Linked DNA regions of Homo sapiens: region 2 is linked to region 1. Evidence: chromatin loops called from intact Hi-C (ENCODE). Cell type or tissue: PC-9. All regions are shown on one strand. Links, peaks and the distances in the headings refer to the core of each region. The heading gives the core; the rest is flanking DNA.

What was found. Hi-C counts contacts between places; a loop is a spot of excess contacts. Peaks named below come from ENCODE experiments on the same cell type or tissue, not always from the same donor. Only the 100,000 strongest peaks of a DNase experiment are listed, where the experiment ranks them.
Region 2: a loop joins it to region 1, with 4 times the contacts of the local background. A loop is called at or near these places in 3 of 110 quality-filtered maps.

The regions. Positions count from the first base shown.
Region 1 is chr18:12,389,777-12,401,026 of GRCh38, reverse strand. It overlaps the pseudogene RNU7-129P. Among named protein-coding and RNA genes, the nearest start is that of PRELID3A, 13 kb to the left of the region's middle. In PC-9, for the core only: a CTCF peak has its summit at 4,478; a DNase peak (open chromatin) is centred at 4,406; H3K4me3 peaks cover 265 bases.
Region 2 is chr18:12,591,478-12,602,727 of GRCh38, reverse strand. The region is part of intron 2 of SPIRE1 (spire type actin nucleation factor 1); the gene reads left to right. Among named protein-coding and RNA genes, the nearest start is that of SPIRE1, 61 kb to the left of the region's middle. In PC-9, for the core only: no CTCF peak of the experiment used is centred there; DNase peaks (open chromatin) are centred at 2,997, 4,027, 4,357 and 4,737; H3K27ac peaks cover 3,059 bases.

The DNA.
Region 1 (11,250 bases), core at 2,284-7,283:
CATGGTGAAACCCCGTCTCCTACTAAAAATACAAAAATTAGTTGGGTGTGGTGGTGCGTGCCTGTAATCTCAGCTACTTGGGAGACTGAGGCACGAGAATTGCTTGAACCCAGGAGGCAGAGGTTGCAGTGAGCCGAGATTATGCCCCTGCACTCCAGCCTGGGCGACAGAGCAAGACTCTGTCTCAAAAAAAAAAAAAAAAAAAAAAAGAGACAGGGTCTCACTCTGTCACCCAGGCTGGAGTGCAGTGGTGTGATCATAGCTCACTGCAGCCTCAACCTCCAGGCCTCAAGTGATCCTCCCTTCTCAGCCTCCCAAGTAGCTGGGACCACAGGCACTATGCCCAGCTAATAAAAACAAAAGATAGTGTAGAGACAGGGTCTTGCTATGTTGCTCAGGCTGGTCTTGAACTCCTGGGCTCAAGCAGTTCTCCTGCCTTGGCCTCCCAAAGTGCTGGGACTACAGGTGAGAGCCACGGTGCTAGCCAGACAACTGTTTTTTGAATGAATGGGAATGACCTGCTCCTACTGCCTTTTTATTGTTTTTTCCTTTGGAGGATTTTCCAGTAAAAACAAGAAGACCTGCTAGACAAATTCCAAAAGAACTGTACCACTTCCACCTGGCTTTTGAGAAGAGAATGGGCAGTGTGGGGACAGGCAGAGGTGTCGTTCCAACCTGGGCTGCATGATAATGGATAACCCGAGGAGTTCTGGCAAGCGCTGAAGCTTGGAAGCAGCCGTAGGGACTTTCCTTCAACTGGACTACAGTGTGGCCTGGGCATTAGGTTTTGAGAAGCTCCCTGAGGATTCCGGAATGCAGTGAAGTTTGGAAACCAGGGAGTGGAGGGAGCATGGGTAGGCAGGGAGGCCAGGCAAGAAGCTGTTGCTCTAGATAGAAGAGACATGGGCACCTGCCCAGAGCAGTAGGACGAAGCAGTAGGTGCTTATAGTCAACGGGGTTCAGGGAGAAGGAAAAGAAGCACACCCCACCCCCCTTTCCTCTTTGTCTGTCACCTGCTCCTCTCCAGCACCCCTCCACTTATGGGGTCTGGCAGGTTGGCTTGCTGTGTCCCTCTCCATGCCCCAGCCACCTTGTGCCATAATTCTGGGTGATGTCAATATCCCCATGGATGACCCACCCAGAGGCCTGTGGTCCCTGGGCCTTCCTGTCTTTTTTTTTTTTGAGATGGAGCCTCATTCTGTCACCCAGGCTGGAGTGCAGTGGCAAGATCTTGGCTCACTGCAACCTCCACCTCCCAGGTTCAAGTGATTCTCTGCCTCAGCCTCCCGAGTAGCCGGGATTATAGGTGCCCACCACCACGCACAGCTAATTTTTATATTTTTAGTAGAGATGGAGTTTCACCATGTTGGCCAGGATGGTCTTGAACTCCTGACCTCAGGTGATCTGCTCGCCTTGGCCTCCCAAAGTGCTGGAATTACAGGCGTGAGCCACTGTGCCTGGCCTCTTGCTCACATTTTGAACTCTTTCACCTCAAAAATCTCAAACGCCAGTATCCCACTATAAGGACCTTCTTCCTCCCTAACAGAACCTTGACTTTGTGGTGTACCTACCTCAAACTCAGTGCCTCAGGGAAGCCGCCCCGCTTGCTGCAAGGCTGCCTTGTGGTCTGAGGGTCTGAGGTTCACTTAGGTGCCTTCATGTGACCCAGCACAGGCCTGGGAGACATGAGGGTGACTGCTGAGAGGCTGCCAGGAAAAAGACCCTTGGTCCAAAGAGCAAGTCTTCTCCATTGTTTAGCTTCTGGAACTGGTGTGGCCATCTCAATGCCAGCAGGAGGGTAAAAATCACCAGCAAGAAAGAAAACGTAAAGCCAGGCATGATGGCTTATGCCTGTAATCCCAGCACTTTGGGAGGCTGAGGTGGGCGGATTACCTGGGGCCGGGAGTTTGAGACCAACCTGGGCAACATGGCGAAACCCCATCTCTACTAAAAATACAAAAATTTAGCCAGGAGTGGTGGCAGGCACCTGTAATCCCAGTTACTTGGGAGGCTGAGGCAGGAGAATCACTTGAACCCAAGAGTCAGAGGTTACAGTGAGCCAAGATCGCCCTAGTGCACTCCAATCTGGGTGACAGAGTGAGAGTCCATCAAAAACAAAAAAAGAAAGAAAGAAAGAAGAAAGAAGGAGAGAAAGAAATTTTAAAAAAGCAAGAAAGAAAGAAAAAAAGAAAGAAGAAAGAGAAAAGAGAAGAAAGAAAGGAAGGAAGGAAGGAAGAAAGAGAGAGTAAAGGAACAGTTCTCAAGGACATAGCCACTCCCTCATAGTCTGCCCTGGCTGCCACAACAAAATCCCGCAAACTGGGCAGCTTAAACCCATTTACGCCTAGTATTCCATTATCGGAACGCTAAGCATGTGGGAGCTATTTATATCCTACTGCTCAAAGTTATTACCAAGGTCTGATAGCAAAAATTCAAAAAATTGCAACTTCAGGCATAAATGTGTTTAAACATCAATCATTTCTCAGAGTGCTGGAGGTGGGGGAGATCAAGTCCCTGGTGGATTTGGTGTTTGGTGAGGGCCGGCTTCCTGGTTCTTAGATGGTGTTTTCTTGCTGCGTTCTCACGTGGCAGAAGGGGTTAGGGAGCTCCCTGGGGTCCCTTTTATAAGGGCAGTCATCCTGTTCATAAGGCTCCACCCTCACGACCTGATCCCCTCCTAAATGCCCCACCTCCCAATACCACCACACTGGGAATTAGGCTTTGACATATGAAATTGGGGAACACAAACATTCAGTCTAGAGCAACTCAGCCCACCAGCGACCCTCCTTAGCCTCGGTCGTGGTTTTTTATTATAAATGGCTGCATTGTTGAATCCCATCTGAATGTATATGTATCTTTAAGCCCTCACTGGTCCCCCATCCTCTGAGCACAGTCTCCAGTCCTTCCCTCTTTGCCACCTCACTCAGGTGGCACCTGCTCTTCAACCTCATAGCCACCCCCAGCCCCCAAACACTCCATTAGCTCCTACTCCCGGCCCTCCTGTCCTGCCCATCCTACCTGTCCTGCACCTCATCAGGGCTAATCTGAGCTGCTCCCGCCTCCGGTCCCTCCATTCTGTCCCTCCGTGCTGCAGTCGGCCCTCTCTGGTAGGAGCCCAAATGACTCTGTGCTACTGGAGAAAGGGCAGGATCTTACCGATTGTCAAAGAAGACATTCCAGGTATCTTGTTTTATCCAGGTCCCTAAGGGTAATACATTCATCCTTGGTCATCACCCTCCCCCAACCCGGACCATGCTCCCCGCACCTCCTTGTCAGTTCGCGTTCCCTCTCTCTCTGGGTTGATGACTTTGCTGCTTGCCACGTAGAGAAAATTAATCCAAGAAGTGTGATCTCTATTGCCTTTGGGCCCTTTGGTTAGATACGGTGGAGCTGTATGTTGATTTGTGCTGGTTAAGGGCACAGGCTCTGGAGTGCGGCTGCTGGGGCCCACACTGGGTCACCCCTCATTCATGGCCTTGGACGGCCCACAGGTGGTAGTGAGTACTGACACAGTGTCAGACACAGGGCAAATATCCCATCTGCAGGAGATGCTGTCACGATCTGGACCCAGACCAAGCTCCCCACACTGCCCTCTGTCCTCAGATGACGCCTACCTCCCCAACTCTCCGCGGGGCCCGGGGTGGTGGGGGAATCTGCTCTGCAAGTCTTCTCTACTCAAATTTCGGTTTCTTCCACCCTGCATCCCACCCTTGATTATAAATATGGCCAAGTCTTTTTGACTTAAAAAAAATAAATAAATAATAAAGAGGCTGGGCGCTGTGGCTCACGCCTGTAATCCCAGCACTTTGGGAGGCCGAGGCGGGCGGATCACGAGGTCAGGAGATCAAGAACATCCTGGCTAACATGGTGAAACCCCGTCTCTACTAAAAATACAAAAAATTAGCCAGGCCTGGTGGCGGGCGCCTGTAGTTCCAGCTACTCGGGAGGCTGAGGCAGGAGAATGGCGTGAACCCGGGAGGCGGAGCTTGCAGTGAGCAGAGATCGCGCCACTGCACTCCAGCCTGGGCAGCAGAGCGAGACTCCGTCTCGAAAAAAAAAAAAGAAAAAAGAAGGAGAACTCCCCCTCTCGGCCCTTGCTTCTGTTTGTGGGAAACAAAGGAGCAATCCCCAATCGCCCACCACTCCAACAGAAAAAGATGCATTGTTTTTAAGTAAATAGTAAGTGGAGCCATGCCCTTTTTTAGAAGAGCGCTCCAGCAGAGACGCACCTGGCCCACCCTGCAGCCCTTGCGGAGAGGTCGCAGCAGGGCGGCGCATGCGCTCTGGACAGCAGCCCAGAAAGGCCCTCGCAGGCAGGCATGGGGGTGCGGGCGGCCAGGTGACACACGGGTCTGACTCAGCGACGCCCAGCAGTCCCTTTGTTGTTGTTGCAGTTTTATAGTTTCTGTAGAACTGGAAAGATGCCACCCAGAAGGGCAGGTGGCCACCTGTTGGCTGGCGGAAGGACACCAGGATGCAGCTGTCCCTGAGGTCCCCGGCTGAGCCTCTCAGGCAGGGAAATCAGGACTGTGTCTTGTCACCAGCAGGTGTGGGAATTAGGAATGAAGACTTCCAGGAAATGGAGAATTCTGAAGAAAAATTCGTCCCTTGCTGCGATGCCTCTTCTCCATTTCTTTGGCTTGAGAACCACAGTCATCTGCCTGGTTGCAAAAGCCCATTTTCACAAGGCAAAGGATGGATTACTCTCGCCATCCTAGCAGTTTATGGTGGCAAATGCCAACCCGTGCAGAGAAGCACTGGGAGTCTGTCTTCCAGGCTGCTCCACTCCCTGTCATGTCCTGCAATTTTTGCCCTCACTTCTCATTCAAGCCATTCAAAAGAATGGTCCATGCTTGCTCTCTCCAGCTTGCTGTTGTTCCTACTTAGTTCTTCTGCGACGTGCTGTAACGGGCTCCTGAAACTTGTCTCCTTAAGGTCGTCAACCATCAAACGTGCCAATCCAGTGGATACTGTTCAGCCCTCATCTTTCTGGACCTCTCTACGTCACTTGAACTCAGGTGACTCTTGCTGAAACTCCACTCCCTTGGCTTCCATGACACTCCCTTTCGCTGCCTCCTTTGCACACTCTACTTCTCCTCCATTCTTCTGTTCTTCTCACTCAAGGCCTCTCTCTGTGAGTGAACTCATTGAGTTTCACAGTTTCCACTGATTCCCAAACCAATATCTCTATATCAGATTTCTACCCAACCTTCATTCCCACACATCCAGCTACCTGCAGGCCATTCCCTAGGCAGCTACCAGAGCCTTCCTTCCTCAGCACGCTCCTCTTCCAGGAGGCACTGTTCAGGTCAGTGGCATCACTCAGGCACCCCAGGCTGGAGAATAGGGAATGACTGCTCACTCCTTACAGCCAACCAATCATCAAGTCCTCTGGAATTTACCTCTTACAGATTGTTTTGGTCCATTCCCTTGTCTACATCCTTTAAGAGGCAATAGGGGCTGGGCTCAGTGGCTCATGCCTGTAATCCCAGCACTTTTGGAGGCCAAGGAGGGTGGATTGCCTGAGGTCAGGAGTTCAAGACCAGCCTGGCCAATATGGCAAAACCCTGTCTCTACTAAAAATACAAAAATTAGCTGGGCATGGTGGGGCATGTCTGCAGTCCCAGCCACTTGGGAGGCTGAGGCAGGAGAATTGCTTGAACCTGGGAGGCTGAGACTGCAGTGAGCTGAGATCATGCCATTGCACTCCACCTGGGTGACAGAGCAAGACTCAGTCTCAAAAAAAAAAAAAAAAAAGTCTGGCACTGTGGCTCACGCCTATAATTCCAGCACTTTGGGAAGCCGAGGCAGGCAGATCACGAGGTCAGGAGTTCAAGACCAGCTTGACCAACATGGTGAAACCCCATCTCTACTAAAAATACAAAAAAATTAGCCGGGTGTGGTGGCACGTGCCTGTAATCCCAGCTACTTGGGAGGCTGAGGCAGGAGAATCGCTTGAACCCAGGAGGCAGAGGTTGCAGTGAGCTGAGACCACGGCACTGCACTCCAGCCTGGCAACAGAGCGAGACTCCGTCTCAAAAAAAAAAAAAAAAAAAAAAAAAAAGATGAAATAGGATTTAATAGTTGAAGACATGGGTTTGGAAAGGAACAAACCTGGGTTCCAGTCCTGGTTTCCCTTCTGCAAGTCACTTAATCTCGCTAAATGTCAACATCATTCATGAAGTGGGAATATTAGTAGCACTATGTGGTGGGACTTGTGAGAATGAAAGGAGAATAAGTGTGAAGTCCTTAGCACAGTGATGCGAGGCAGTGCACGATGTGAGCGAGCTCCTCTCAGGTTGCTGTTGTATGACCAGCCCTACTGTGCGGCCCCTTCAGCCCTGGCTGTGGCTCACTCCTCTGGAAGACTTTAACAGCTAGGCAGTTGGGATTTGCCCCTTGGGGCTCCCTCTGCTGGCATGCCCTCCAGGCCTCATAATGCCCGCCTGGGTGCCTCTCACGCCCCTCTGTCATCCTGCAATCCTCCCGCTGCCTCCGTTCACACCCAGCACATTGGTTCCTCATTACTGCACTTGTTTATGTTTGTGTTTCTCCCACTAGGTTAATGCATATTAAAGATGCAACTTTCTAGGCTCCACCCCTTACCTTTTGAATGGGCATTTCTGGGGTGAAAACCAGAAATAATACATATTAATGAGCAGCCCAGGCAATTACAATGCTCCCTAAAGTTTAGAAAGTAGTTCTGCATGGACTCTGAGCTCCTCAAGGATGAGACCTGAGCCTCCTTCATCTCTGTGTACCCAGGGTCTAACCCAGGTGGTGGCAAACAGTAGTCACTTGAACATTGCTTGTTCAGTGAGTCAAGGGTGACTCCTAGGGGGTTGTAAACTGGGAGTGGCTTGGCCATGGGGCAGCGGGGGCTCTGTCTAGTGTAATTACTGACAGAGCCGTCTAGTCTAGTGTGTTTCAAGCCGAGTCCGGGAAGCCCTATGACCTTATTGACCAGCTCGGGGGTAAACCGAGGAGTTTTTCAAGCAGTGGTCCTACTTTTTGTTTGTATATATTCAGATTCTATACACTGAAAGTCCATGTCAAATTTTCATTTTTACAAAAGACTGCTGCTAAAAATAAATAAGTTTGAAAACTACTGTATCAGAAAGTTTGTTTTAACTTAGAGAGAAAACCATTCTCCCAATAGGTAAGAAGATTCTGAGGGGATGTTTCTTTCCAATTTGTCATGGATATTTGCCTCATCTATTACCCCAGGACTATAACAAAACTAAGGCTGTAATGTTTCGCTGATCCTCAAATACAATGGTAGTAAAGATCTTATTTACAGAGACTTCGACCTGCCACGTTGTCAGAGCAAGTTGCAGAAGTAGCTACCTACTAGTGCCTAGCTACCTGCCAGCACCTAGCTATTCTAAGAACTTATAGAATACTGCTGGAATCCAAGGACATGTTCTCTTACTAAATTCACAAACATCTTGAGACTCAAATGGACAAGATGTACCAGTATATTATTAAAACAGAGCAGGACAGGCATGGTGGCTCATCCCTATAATCATAGTGCTTCAGGAAGCTGAGGGAGGAGAATAGCTTGAGGCCAGGAGTTTGAGACCAGCTTGGACAGCATAGCCAGACCTCATTTCTAAAAAAAAAAAAAAATTTTTTTTTTTTTTGAGACGAAGTCTCACTCTGTCACCAGGCTGGAGTGCAGAGGTGTGATCTCAGCTCACTGCAACCTCTGCCTCCTGGGTTCAAGCAATTCTCCTGCCTCAGCCTCCTGAGTAGATGGGACTATAGGTGCCTGTTACCACGCCCAGCTAATTCTTGTATTTTTTAAGTACAGACAGGGTTTCACCATGTTGGCCAGGATGGTCTCAATCTCTTGACCTCAGGCGATCCTCCCACCTCGGCCTCCCAAAGTGCTGGGGTTACAGGCGTGAGCCACTGTGCCTGGCCAAAAAAAAAAAAAAATTGTTTTAAATAGAACAATTAGCTCGGTGTGGTGCTGTGAGCATGTTGTCCCAGATGCTCAGGAGTCTGAGGTGGGAGGATCACTTGAGCCCAGGAGTTCAAGGTTATGGTGAGCTATGATCACACCACTGCACTGCAGCCTGGCCAACAAGTGAGACTCTGTCTCTGAAAAAACAGGAGCACATCCCTTTTACTTTCTGTGGTATGTTTCCTCTTTTCAACACCTACATAGAATTGCTGAAGTAAGGCCAGATGTGGTGGCTCATGCCTGTAATCCCAGCACTTTGGGAGGCTGAGGCATGTGGATCACCTGAGGTCAGGAGTTCGAGAGCAGCCTGGCCAACATGGTGAAACCCCGTCTCTAATAAAAATACAAAAAATTAGCCGAGCGTGGTGGTGGGTGCCTGTAATCCCAGCTACTTGGGAGGCTGAGGCAGGAGAATCATTTGAACCCAGGAGGCGGAGGTTGCAGTGAGCTGAGACCGAAACTCTGTCTCAAAAAACTCCGTCTCAAAAAAAAAAAAAAAAATTGCTGAAGTAAGTCTTTTCAATACACATCTTATGTTCTCCTCCTTACTTCTATTTCTGGGTACTTTAATTCTATCCAATCTAGCTTACAGAGCTTCTCACTAGGTTCCTAACAAACCATTTCCTTCTCAGCTTTCAAATGCCTTCTCACATAATGCCTTCTGGGATTGCGGTACTGTACTCAAAAGATGGCTTATGACAAGGAGTTTGGTGTACCAAAGCAATCATCACATTTTTTTACAAGAAGACACAATTGGGAAAAATCTAGAAACTTTATGATTTGAGTATACCATTGTGGTCAACTCTTTTAGAAAAATATTTGATCACTACCTAGTAAAAGGGTGATAAAGAATCTTCTAAATGTTCTGCAGTTGTCATTCATGAAACGTGCATTGGTAGCACCCTGGCATCAGTGACATCATTCATGGTTTTACTCATTATCATCTGGAAAATAGCAACTGGGCATTGTGTCTTTTCTATTCCTTTACCTGAGGCCCATTGCCAGGAACAGTAGCACAAACCAAGACCACCACTGGAAAAGATTATGTCAGCTTCACTTTATAGAAAACACAGCATTAGGTTGTTCGTGGAGATGAACTATGAACAATAGAAAAATTATTTTTTGAAAAATCCAGACCAGCCTTGTGAACACATCTGAAGGTTTTCTGGAAATGCACGGCGTTGTCTAGAGATGTATAGGGCTCTCCTGACGCCTAGTGGGGAACCGTATGCAGCACAACTCTGGGTAGCGAGCCCAAGCCCTAGCCACAAAACACAAATTATTTTCTAAAAACTAATGTTTACCAGGCAATCTCTCTACTAGGAAACCATCCTCTGAATGGAAGCTGGCACATGTGTATATATGCATGTACCAATAAGAATAATTGGCTGGGTGCGTGGGCTCATGCCTGTAATCCCAGCACTTTAGGAGGCCAAGATGGGAGGATCACTTGAAGCCAGGAGTTCAAGACCAGCCTCAGCAGTATAGTGAAACTCCAACGTTACAAAAAATTTAAAAATTAGCCAGCTGTGGTGGCGCAGGCCTGTAGTCACAGCTATTTGGAAAGTTGAGGCTTGAGCCTGGGCATTCAAGGCTACAGTGAGCTATGATCGTGCCACTGCACTCCAGTCTGGGTGACAGAGCAAGACCCTGTCTCAAAAAAAAAAGCTCACGGTGGCTTCTGAAATAAAAAGAAATGAGAATTAGTCTAAATGACGCTTGGTGAGAAAACTATTAAAGCTTTACAAGAGAATACAATAGAGTTTATTAATGCCTTGGGGGAACTATATGTTATTAACATACAAAAATATATGTTAAACAAAAGAAAAAATCAAGATGCATAAAGTACACGTTCGTTCATGTAAAAATAAGTTTTTTTTTTTTTGTTTGTTTGTTTTGAGACAGAGTCTTACTCTGTCACCTAGGCTGGAGTGCAGTGGCACCATCTCGGCTAACTGCAACCTCTGCTTCCCGGGTTGAAGTGGTTCTCAGGCCTCAGCTTCCCTTGTAGCTGGGACTACAAGCGCATGCTACCACACCCGGCTAATTTTCTATATTTTCAGTAGAGGCTGGGTTTTACCATGTTGGCCAGGCTGGTCTCAAACTCCTGGCCTCAAGCAATTCACCAGCCTTGGATTTCCAAAGTGCTGGGATTACAGGCATCAGCCACCACACCTGGCCTAAAAATTAGTTCTATATGCTTGCAAATACATATAAAATGTATGGACACACACACACAGAAAAAACTACCTAGAAATTTACCTTTAAAGGCCAGGCACCATGGCTCATGCCTATAATCACAGCACTTTGGGAGGCCAAGGCAGGTGGATCACCTGAGGTCAGGAGTTAGAGACCAGCCTGGTCAACATAGTGAAACACTAAAAATACAAAAATTAGCCGGGCATGGTGGCAGGTGCCTGTAATCCCAGCTACTCGGGAGGCCAAGGCAGGAGAATAGCTTGAAATCTGGGAGGCAAAGCTTGCAGTAAGCCGAGATCAGCCACTGCACTCCAGCCTGGGCGACAGAGTGAGACTGTGTCAAAAAAAAAAAAAAAAGTCCGGGCGCGGTGGCTCACGCCTGTAATCCCAGCACTTTGGGAGGCTGAGGTGCGTGGATCACGAGGTCAGGAGATCGAAACCATCCTGGCTAACACAGTGAAACCCCGTCTCTACTAAAAATACAAAAAAATTAGCCAGGCATGGTGGTGAGCACCTGTAATTCCAGCTACTTGGGAGGCCGAGGCAGGAGAATAGCTTGAAATCTGCGAGGCAAAGCTTGCAGTAAGCTGAGATCAGGCCACTGCACTCCAGCCTGGGCAACACAGTGAGACTCCGTCTCAAAAAAAAAAAAAAAAAGAAAGAAAGAAAGAAAGAAAGTTACCTTTAAGATGTGAACATGAGAAATGAAGATACTTTTACTTTTCATTTTGTAACTTTGTTTCTGTCCACACTGATGAAAAAAAAATTTATACTGAACTTTTTTTTTATTTTGAAAGACAGAGTCTTGTTCTGTCACCTAGGCTGGAGTGCAATGGTGTGATCATAGGTCACTGCAGCCTTGAATTCTGGGCTCAGGCAATCCTCCTGCCTCAGCCTCCTGAGTAGCTTGAACTACAGGCCTGTACCAGCACACTGAGCTAATTTTTAATTTTTAATTTTTTTTTTTGAGATGGAGTCTCGCTCTGTCACCCAGGCTGGAGTGCAGTGGTGCGATCTCGGCTCACTGCAAGCTCCGCCTCCCGAGTTCATGCCATTCTCCTGCCTCAGCCTCCAGAGTGGCT
Region 2 (11,250 bases), core at 2,824-7,823, 200 kb before region 1:
TTTGCCCCAGCCTTACACAGTAGACCTGATTGCATGTCTCCTATATCTGGGTTGCAGCCTCCTGGCTGCTTCTGGATAGAGAATCAGGGAGACCATGGCTTCAGCCCTTTTATTATACTGCAGCATTTTTCTGTTCTGTTTCTGCGCCACAGAGTTACTGATTTCTTTAAAGTGGCTATATCTCAAAAACACTTAAAAATTCATATCTGTCATTTTTCTGGATTGTGTTTAGTGTGGGATGACAATCTCAAAGGGTGAACTCCCAGCACCCTGGGACTGAGCAGCCTCTCCTTGCTGGCTACTCACTAAGCCAGTATATGAATTGATAGAATAAAAATTAAAAATGAACATCAAGCATTTGGGATCATTGCTTGGAAAAGATTTCTTGTGCCAAAAGGCTCAAGTGAAACCTTTTGAGTATGCATTTCAGAGTTCTGAAGCAGAATGAAACTACAACTGATCTGTTTTTTACTACCATTTCCTTCCTAAATAGAGAAAGGAAGGGATTTTTATCTGATCTCTTATGTTGCTGTCTGTTAGGATGCCTTCAACTACAAGCAACAAAAAGTAACTCAGCCCTTTATGTGTATGTGTGTGTGTATATGTCTATATATGTCTATGTATTTATGTAAACGTTATATGTGCACACGTGCAGACATGCGCACACACTGTGAAAGGGCCTGGAAGCAGTGGCACCCCTAGTCACCCAAGTGAGCACAACTAGTCACCCACGTCTTTGTTTCTAAATAGCCTTCCCCACTACCAGTAACCAGGGCTCCCCAGAGAAGTAGCTGATTCCAGGGTTGGGGCAGGGGAAGGACAAGATGAGGCCAAATCATCTTGTTGTGCCAGGTATAAGGAAGCATACAAAGCCTGATAAGGTGGTGCAGCCATGCCATGGAGTACCATCTGCAATAAAAAGGAACAAAATACTGATATAGCCACATGGAGGAACCTCGAAAACAGGCACTGTGAAAAAATCCAGAGACAAAGGCCACGTTGTGGGATTTCATTTATATAAAATGTCCAGAAATGGCAAAACTGTAGAGACGGAAAGTACGTGAGTGATTTCATGGAGCTGGGGGTCAGAAGAGGAGTGCCTGCAAATGGGCATGAATTTTCTTTCATCTGGAGTGATAAAAAATTCAAATTCTAAAATTATGTGGTGGTGGTGATGGTTGCATATTTTTATAAATTCACTGAAAATCATTAAATAATTGTACATTTTGAATCAGCAAATTTTAGGGTAAGTAAATTATACCTCAATAAAGCAGTTTGGTTCTGTTTTTTGTTTTCGTTTTTTTTGAAATGGAGTCTTGCTTTATCGCCCAGGCTGGAGTGCAGTGGTGTGATCTCGGCTCACTGCAACCTCCACCTCCTGGGTTCAAGTGACTCTCCTGCCTCAGCCTCCCAAGTAGCTGGGATTACAGGTGCCCCCCACCATGCCTGACTATTTTTTGTATTTTTTTTTTTTTTGGTAGAGATGGGGTTTTGCCGTGTTGGCTGGGCTGGTCTCGAACCTTAAGTGATCTGCCTGCCGCGGCCTCCCAGAGTGCTGGGATTACAGGCGTGAGCCACCGCACCCAGCCAATAAAGCAGTTTTTAAAAGTTATGGGAGAGGTCACAAGGACTCAGGAGTCAGCTTGCAGGACTGCCCACTGGCCAAGTCTGGAAATACTTGAGCATCAGAATAACTAACGATAATGGGCCAGGCAAAGTGGCTCATGCCTGTAACCTCAGCTGTTTAGGAGTCCGAGGCAGGTGGATTGCTTGAGCCCAGGAGTTTGAGACCAGCCTGGGCAATATAGTGAGACCTCATCTCTACAAAAACACAAAAATTAGTTGGGTGTGGTTGCGTACACTGTGGTCCTTGTACTCTGGAGGCTGACTTAGGAGGAACACTTTTGAGTCCAGGAGGTCGAGGCTGCAGTTCACTGAAACGGCGCCACTGCACTCCACCCTGAGTGACAGAGCGAGACCCTACCTCAGAAAAAAAAAGAATAATGATAATGTATTAAATTAGTTACCAAATAAAACTGATAAAATAATAAAATCCACAAGACTCTAAATACGTGAATAAATGGGGAGAAAGGAAAGTTCTTCCTTACAGTGCCAACTCACAAATATAGAAGGAGTGATGATGGATGGAATGTTGTTCTTTTTCAACCATCATAGTATTAGCTGACTTAGGTAAAAATCATCAGTGGTTGTTAAAACTAGTTAATGAAGGTTTGATGAGGACCATGATATTAACAGTTTCAAAAGAGTTCACTGTTAAATACCTGTTGATTTCAAAGGCAAAAATAGTATACCGGAGTAATCTAGCAGAACCACCTTAAGTGACTGAACTAGTTTTGTATTGCTGTGTAACAATGTTACCACACGTTTAGAAGCTTAAAACAGCCACAAATTTATGATCTCACAGATTTTGTTAGTTAGGAGTCTGGCCTGGCTTAGCTGGGTCCTCTGTTCAGGGTCTCCTAAGATTCTAATTCAGGTGTCAGCTGGGGCTCATCATCTGGAGGCTTAGTCTGGGAAGGATTCATTTCCTGCTCATGTGCTTGTGGCCACATTCAGCTCCTTGTGATGGTACAACTGATGGCTTCATTTTTTTTTTTTTTTTTTGCTGGCCATTGGCTGGAGAATGCCCTCAGCACGTAGAGACTATCTATCTGCAGTTCCTTTGCCATGTGGGTTCCCAACGTGGCCACTTGCTCCCTCACAGCCAGCAAAGGAGAGGAGACTCCAGCAAGATGGAAGCTGTCTTATGTAATATAATCATGTATTTGTAATAGTGAACATCCCATCACTTTTGCTGTATTCTGTCAGTTAGAAGCACTTCACAGGTCCCACCTAGACTCAAAGGGAGGAGTCACACAGGGCATGAACAGCAGGAGGTGGCAAGGACAGGGATGTCTTAGAGTCTGTGTGCCACAGTAATAAAAGTTGACATCACCAGTATTAGGACAAACCATACCATGTGCCTCCTGACTCACTGAAAGGGTCATGTATCTCTGCCAGGTATCTCTGCCAAGTGTGCATAACCTGCAGAAACATGAGACAAACCAAATACCTGAGGAACCATGTACCTGACCTGTATTCTTCCAGTGTCATTGTAATGAAAGACAAAGGCTGAAGAACTGTTTTTGATTAAAGGAGACTAAAGAGGGATGTGGTGGCTCACACCTGTAATCCCAGCACTTTGGGAGGTCAAGGTGGGAGGATCACTTGAGGATAGGAGTTTGAGACCAGCCTAGGCAACATAGCGAGATGCCATCTCTATAAAAAAATTTTTTTAAATTAGCCAGGTGTAGTGGGGCGTACCTGTAGTCCTAGCTATTCAGGAGGTGGGAGAATCACTTGAGCCTGGGAATTCAAGGTTATGAGCTTGGTTGTGTGAGCTATGGTTGTGCCACTGCACTCCAGCCTGGCTGACAGAATGAGACTCTGTCTCAAAAAAAGAAAAAAGCTAAAGAGATAAGACAACAAATGCAATGGATGAGCCTGGGTTAGGAAGGATAGTACAAAGAGCATGTTTGGGGAACAGTTGAAATTTGAATATAGACTGTGGATTAGATGTTAAATTTCTTATTTTTATAATTATATTGTGGTCATCTAAGACATGCCCTTATTTGTAGATATTTGGAGAAGAGATGGGCATAAAGTTTGTGACTTACTCTCCAGCGGTTTGTGAAAGAAAATGTGAATAAAGCAAATGGGGTAAAACATTGGTATTGATAAATCTGGTCAAAGGATATACAGGAATTCCTGATAATTTCTGTATATTTTTGAGGCGTTTCTGTAAGTTTAAAATTATATCAAAACAAAAAAAATGCCAAAAAACTTAAAGTGATACAAAAATTGGCTCAGAAGCTAGAACTCCAGAGGGGTGGGCTTCAGAGTTGGCTTTATTTAGAGCTCCACAGTCTTATCAAATACTCAGGTTCTTTTTGTCTTTCCGCCTTCTAGCCCTCAGTGTGTGCTTCATCCAGCAGCCACTTCCTCTTGAGATTTTAGGTGATTGCCAGTGACAATCAGGGCTGCATGCTTTCCCACTGAGCCAGTCGATATCCTTGCCTTTTCAGTCATTTTAATTCCTGAGACTTTTCTGTAAGTTTTAAGTGATATCAAAGGTAAGGACCTGTTAGAAAAGTCTCGAGAATAATCCAAGGAAGTCATTAAAATAGGTTTTATTGATAATATTTAAATTTTTCTTAAATTGGTAGTTAATTTGGTCTGGTGAAGTTTCACTGTTACTAGGGAAAAAAAAAACAGTGTAAACAGTGGCATATGCTAAAAATATGTTAGGACAGATACTGCCAGAAAGCCAGTTGTTATAGAAGTATAGTTTTCTACTGTATAGTCATTAAAATGTAATTTGGCCTTTTATGTGACCTCTAAAGGAAATCTTAGGCAGTATTCAAAATATTGTTTTTAATAACCAGGAATTTAGGGAGTGTTCTTGAAAGAATCATTTCTTCTGACAGAATTCAAAAAGAATTTTAGATTTGAGATATCTTATAATAATTTTACATTTCTAATTTAGTTTAAAAATGTGTATGTTTAGGAAGACGTAATTATGTCAAATATTAGACATAAGAAAATATTAGGAGTAAATGGTTTTCTTACATCATATATCTCGAAATTTTGAAATGTCAAAGATTATGTGCCCTCTGGTTAGTGACTCAAGCTAGTCTCTTGTATAAAAATCCAAAGTATGTGAACTCTGCCGCCTCTGCACATGCGTCCCTGGCCAATGCAGTCCCAGCTGTTTGCTCACCCACACCTTCGCTGCAGTTTTCCTCAGTCTTACATCTAGACATGAGTGGATGGGGGTGAGCTGGGGCAGTCCAGGGCCTACACACCCAGCTATGCAGTCATGTGGGCATCTGTGCCATTTGATTCCACTCTTCTTCCTCCAGCCTGCATATTTAATTGTGCCCCTGGAAAGTGGAGCAAAGAAATTAAGCAGCTATTTTAAGTAGTTGGGCAGCTCTAAAAAACAGCGGAGACCGTATCTATTTGTTTTTTGAATACTCTTAGTACAAGAGAAACCAGCAGTTGAGGCTGTTAGTATTTAATTCTCAGCAAATTATTACTATACAGCAAATTATTTCTTCTTCCAAACATTTCTTTGAAGCAGTTGAACTATTCTGGGGCGCTGAGATGAAACCATTCATTGGCAAATGTTAAAAAAAGTGCCAGGCCCAGAGATATAGTTCAAATACAGTCTCCCCAATAGTTGCTGGTATGAGTTAGGCACAGGAAAGCTGTTCTGGCTCATACCTGTTTGGTGGCCTCTTCGATGCTTGCCCACACAGAATAAAGTAACGCCCCTCTCCCACCAGGCTTTCCTTCCCTGTGTGTGTGCTCTGGAGCCCCTCTAGCTCTCCTTCAGGCCTGCTGCACTCCACCAGGCCCAGAAAAATCTGGTGGTCAGAATGGGGGATCACTTTCAACTTTGGGGGGTTATAAATAAGCTATTAATGGATTATCAAGAGTGGTTCTGTCTCTCTCCCTCTGTGTGTGTGTGTGTGTGTGTGTGTGTGTGTGTGTGTGTGTGTGTGTGTAGAAAGAGACACTAGAGGGAAGTTGCAAAAATCCGTGAATAGAGGTTTTGAGGTAAGATAATGAAAGGGTGCTTAGGTTATAAAAGAGCACAGGAAGAGAAGAAGGCATTTGTCAAGAGATGTGATGATTGGCTAGAATAAAAGTTAACAGGGCAGTGGTGACTGGAGCAGGCTTTTGGGCGGGTTGCTCATTCTTAAGGTGGAGGAGGAAACAGGAAGGGGGTTAGCAGGACAGTGCAGGTGAAGGAGGAAACAGGAAGGGGGTTAGCAGGACAGTGCAGGGCTATAGCTGTGGTATTAAGTTCTCCTATCTACAGTGACTTCTTGAGGAACATGTAATGAATTAAGGTAAATTACAAATGTCAAATTTCCCAACTGTATTTTGTCAGTTGATAGGCATTTCTTAAAAATTAATTTTATTTATAATTGATATATAATATACACATTCATTTTAAATATTAGGATTAACCATAAAACAGTATTTTAAAAAATTAGATCCAATGCCATAATCATTATAATATATGGAATTTTATATGAGCCACAGATTTCTCCTTCTGAGGAAATTTCACAGTGAGGATCTTGTGTGGGTAATTACAATTACTTATGTGGCCTACACTGTCAAAACATTTCTCATCCCCCTTTCAACTTTGTGGGAAAAAATATTTTTTCATAATTTTCTGTATAATAGAGGTTTAAGTACTCAAAGTGACCAGATTGATACTGTATATTTGATTGTTCCTATTATATTTAAAAGAAAATTGGAACTAGAATGGTGAAAAAGAAAATTAAATGTCTATGCAATGACAAAGGCAAAATAAGGATAGGAAATTAAAGCAAGTGTTTCAAGAGGGGGAAGTTAATTGTTTTGGTTTATTTGACAAATGAAACGAACAGACTCTAGTCTTCTTTCTTGGCTTTTATTTTGCCCTTCATTTTTGTTTTCTTTCACTAAAAGTTGGGTAATATATATGGCTTCCTCTTTTCTAGCTATTTCACTTTACTTGAAAACTCCATTCATACACAGTCAGACTTGATTGCAGATCTGCCCTTGACAACCTAGAGTGCTAAAGAACAGGAGTAGACCATCTGATAATGTGTCTCTTGGTCTGGTCATTGTGTAATTCCTACAATAGGCTCCTTGTAGAGCAGGTTTAGTACATCAATACTGCATTGTAAATCTAGTTTGTATAATTAGTGTAGTGTCTCTTCCAATCCCCCATCCCCTCTTTTTTTTCTTGTGGCAAATAGGTCAAGGTGATGTGGGATAAATGTGACTTTCTAAATACACCTAGATATCTGTGTATTAAATAGCAGCTTCTGAAATGCTGGAGGTCTCTGTCCTCAGTACTTCCATAGTATTTTGTGATATCTCTGTTAACAGTTACCTCACCACAGCACACATTGTATGTATATGTGTTTGTCTATTCCACTTGGCTGTGAGCCCTTTGAGGGCAAGGACTATGCCTCATTTATTTTTGTATCTATATTTTGGTGCCTGATACAAATAGGTACTCAATAAAGGTTAGTTGGATAATTGTTTAAAAAACACAGATACAACTTCAGATGTCTGCCATTTGCCAGAACTTCTGGTAGATGAGCCACACGTATAGTTTTCTTTTAATAGCACTTGGTCCTATGAAAAGTTCTGTAATCTCCTTTGGATTGTTTATACAGTTGACCCTGAACAACGTGGTGGTTAGGGTCACTGACCCTCCTTTGCAGTCAGAAATCTGAGTATAACACATTTGACTCTCTCAAACTTAAGTTTTGATTGAAAGTCTTACCGGTAACATAACAGTTAATACATATTTTATATGTGTTATATCCTGTATTATTGTTATTATTATTATTATTGACAGGGTCTGGCTCTGTTGCCCTGGCTAGAGTACAGTGGCACAATCATAGCTCACTGCAGCCTCAACTTCCTGGGCTCAGGTGATCCTCCCACCTCAGCCTCCCAAGTAGCTGGGATTATAGGCATGAGCCACCCCTATAGTGGTCCCCACCACCATGCCCAGCGAATTTTTGTTTTGTTTTGTGTTGGTAGAGACAGGGTCTCACTCTTTTGCCCACACTGGTCTTGAACTCCTGGGTTCAAGCAGTTATCCCGCATTGGCCTCCCAAAGTGCTGGGATTGCAGGCATGAGCCACCACACCCAGACCTGTATTTTTAAAGTAAGCTAGAGTAAAGAAAATGTTATTAAGAACCTCATAAGGAAAATATATTTACTATTCATTAAGTGGAGATTGATCATCATAATGGTCTTCATCTTTGCATTGAATAGTCTGAGGAAGTGGAGGGATTGGTCTTGTTGCTCAGGGGTGTCAGTGGCTGAAGAGGTGGAGGAGGTGGAAGAGGAGGCAAGAGAGACAGGCAAAACACTCAAGAGTAATTTTTATTGAAAACAAAATACGTGTATAAGTGGACCCATGCACTTCAAACGTGTTGTTCAAGGGTCAACCATACTAGTTTTTATAATAAGAGGGAAAGATTAGAAAATAAAGATAAGCAAAAGCAAAGGAAAAATCACTTGCAACCCCATTCCCCAACAATAATAGCTGTTGTTAGCATTTTATATTCTTCTAATCATTTTTTCTTATGGACATATGTGTGATTTTCCTAAGAATTATATCACATGTGGACATAGTGGTTTGTAACCTAATTTTTCAACTACCTAGCTTAGTACAGTAACAGATTATCAATAAATACTTGTTTTAATGAACATTTTCTGTTATCAAATATATTTCAACATCATTTTTAATGATTGCTTAATATTCCATTAATTAATGTCCATAATAATGGACATTATTATTTAACTGATCCCCCCATTGCTTAATAGGCTGTTTATTCATTTAATAACATAGTTGGTTTGATCACAGATATCTCTGGTTCATCCCTTTCCCCTCCCAGTCTTTACTTTGGTGGTATTGATCCATATTTAAGGCTTTGAAAGCTTCATCTTCTCTTTAACTTCTAGGTATTTGCAGTACTGTTCCTTTTGCCCATAACACATTTCCTACTTTGCCTAGCTAATACACATTTGTTAAAACCTGGGCTTATTTTTTCTTCTTGGATCGTTTCCCGGACTATATTAGTTGTCCTTCCAATGTGCATCATAGGCAGCATTTTATACTAATTCCTAGGGAAAAACTCAGTCTGCTTTATTTTAATTGCATGCTTTCTTCTTCTTATTTTTTTTTTTTCTTGAGACAGCGTTTCTCTCTTGTTGCCCAGGCTGGAGTGCAGTGGTGCGCAATCTCAACCGCAAGCTCCGCCTCCCGGGTTCAAGCGATTCTCCTGCCTCAGCCTCCCAAGTAGCTGGGATTACAGGCATGTGCCACCACACCCGGCTAATTTTTTTGTATTTTTAGTAGAGATGGGGTTTCTCCATTTTGATCAGGCTGGTCTTGAACTCCTGACCTCAGGTGATCCGCCCGCCTCGGCCTCCCAAAGTGCTGGGATTACAGGCATGAGCCACCCCGCCTGGCCAATTGCATGCTTTCTTAAGTGTATCTCCCACTAAACCATAAAATCCTTCAGGAGAGGACCTATGTCTTGTTTCCGTTGTATTTCCCAGCCCTGTGTAATGCTGGGTATATAGCGGGAATTTAGTAAATATTCTTTCAAATGGCAAATGCATGAAACATTTCCTGGTCTTCAGCGTGGATCATTAAATGGTGACCTTTAACAATCTCATCTTTTTTATCAGATAAGCATAATAACAGCAACTTTTATTTGTAAAGTGCTTTATAGAACATAAAATGTTTAAAAATTGTTGTTTCATATTGGCAAGGAAATGAATTCTTAGTAAATTTATTCTGCATTATCAAATGAATTGGTCTGCTATTTAAATTCCTTAATATGTTGCCCTTTATTGATAGTTAAGTGATAATGTTAGTAATTCTCACATCTGTATGGTCTTAAATTTTTAAGTAGAGACAGTTAATAGGTTATAGTTTTTAATTTATATTTTAAGCCTCTCTTAAGCAATAATTAGGCATCAACTCTGATGAGGGTTTTGTAACCATAGTTTAAACCAATTTAAAACCATAGCATGAAGCTAAAAGCTTTTATTTTTATTTTGTAACACGAAGAGTAATCTACAACAAAGACTTAGGGACCAGAGAACCTAACAGTAACATTAGACAGTAAAACCACTTAGCTAGGTGTGGTGGCTTGCGCCTGTAGTCCCAGCCACTGGGGAGGCTGAGGTGGAAGAATTGTTTGAGGCCAGGAGTTGGAGGCCATCCTGGGCAAGATAGTGAGACTCTGTCTCTAAAAAAGAAAGGAAAACAACGACTGGATTAGGCTTAGGAGATAGAAGTTAATTATCTACAGCTCTCTATATTGTCACTAAGTGACATGGCACACCTAGGGGTGAGGATGGGTTGGTTGTCACAGTCACCTAAGGAGCTTTTTCAGATGCTTTGTCGTCTACCTAACTCTGCAGTTACTGCCATTGTGGCGATATTGAATGATAATCAGTTATATTAAGATAGAGACAGGCTTTGCAAGAATATTATTAACTGGAACTCCTTAACCTGAAAAGCCAGTAGTGACACAGAGAACAGGGAGTCTGCAGACCAGGGCTGTAGTTTACCACGGGTGAGCTGTGTGAATTCAAGCAGGTCACTTAGCCTCTCTTCACCTTCACCTTCCTTCGCTTCCTTTTTATAAAACAAAGGAATTGGATTAGATGATCTGTAAACTCACATTTATAAATCTTCTCATTTTTCTGATGCACATACAAAAAGAATCTTGCTCTTCAAAGAAGAAATGAAAAATGTGATTATAACTTTGTCTAAAATGTGATATTACATTAGTTTAACAGATATTAATATTATCGTACACTTTAAAAGCCCTTCAAATTGAGTCTTCAGCTAAGTAAAATACTGACAATTTCTTTATTATCTCAGAAAAAAGAAAATCCTGGTGAACTCTTTTTTTCTTCTTGAGACTCAAACTCAAATCCAGGACAGTGATCTCATCTGGTTTCATTGTTTTAAATCTCATCTCTGTGCTGATGACTTACAGCTCGGTATCTTCTCTGAATTATTTGCTCCTCTGAAATTGACTACCAACATACTGGTGCACTTAGATATCAATGGAATATCTCAAAGTTAAAGTTAATTCCTGATTTTTTCCCCCCAAACCTATTCTTGATTTTTTTTTTTTTTTTTTTTTTTTTGAGATGGAGTCTTGCTCTGTCGCCCAGGCTGGAGTGCAGTGGTGCGATCTCGGCTCACTGCAAGCTCTGCCTCCCAGGTTCACGCCATTCTCCTGCATCAGCCTCCCAAGTAGCTGGAACTACAGGTGCCCACCATGACGCCCAGCTAATTTTTTGCATTTTTAGTAGAGACGGGGTTTCACTGTGTTAGCCAGGATGGTCCTGACCTCGTGATCTGCCCACCTCGGCCTCCTAAAGTGCTGGGATTACAGGCGTGATCCACCACGCTAGCCTATTCTTAATGTTTTCTATATCTGACCAAGACAGAAACCTTGAAGTTGCCTTTGATTCTTAATACCTAACAGTCAATGTATTAGCAAATGCGTTTGGTTGTGCTTTGAAATGGTAGCCGGAAACTGCCCATTTCTCATCAGCACTCCTTCCGACTGCCCTTACTCTACTAGAGTCTATTCTCAGTCAGGAGCCAGAGGCAACCATTTTTTGTCATGTAA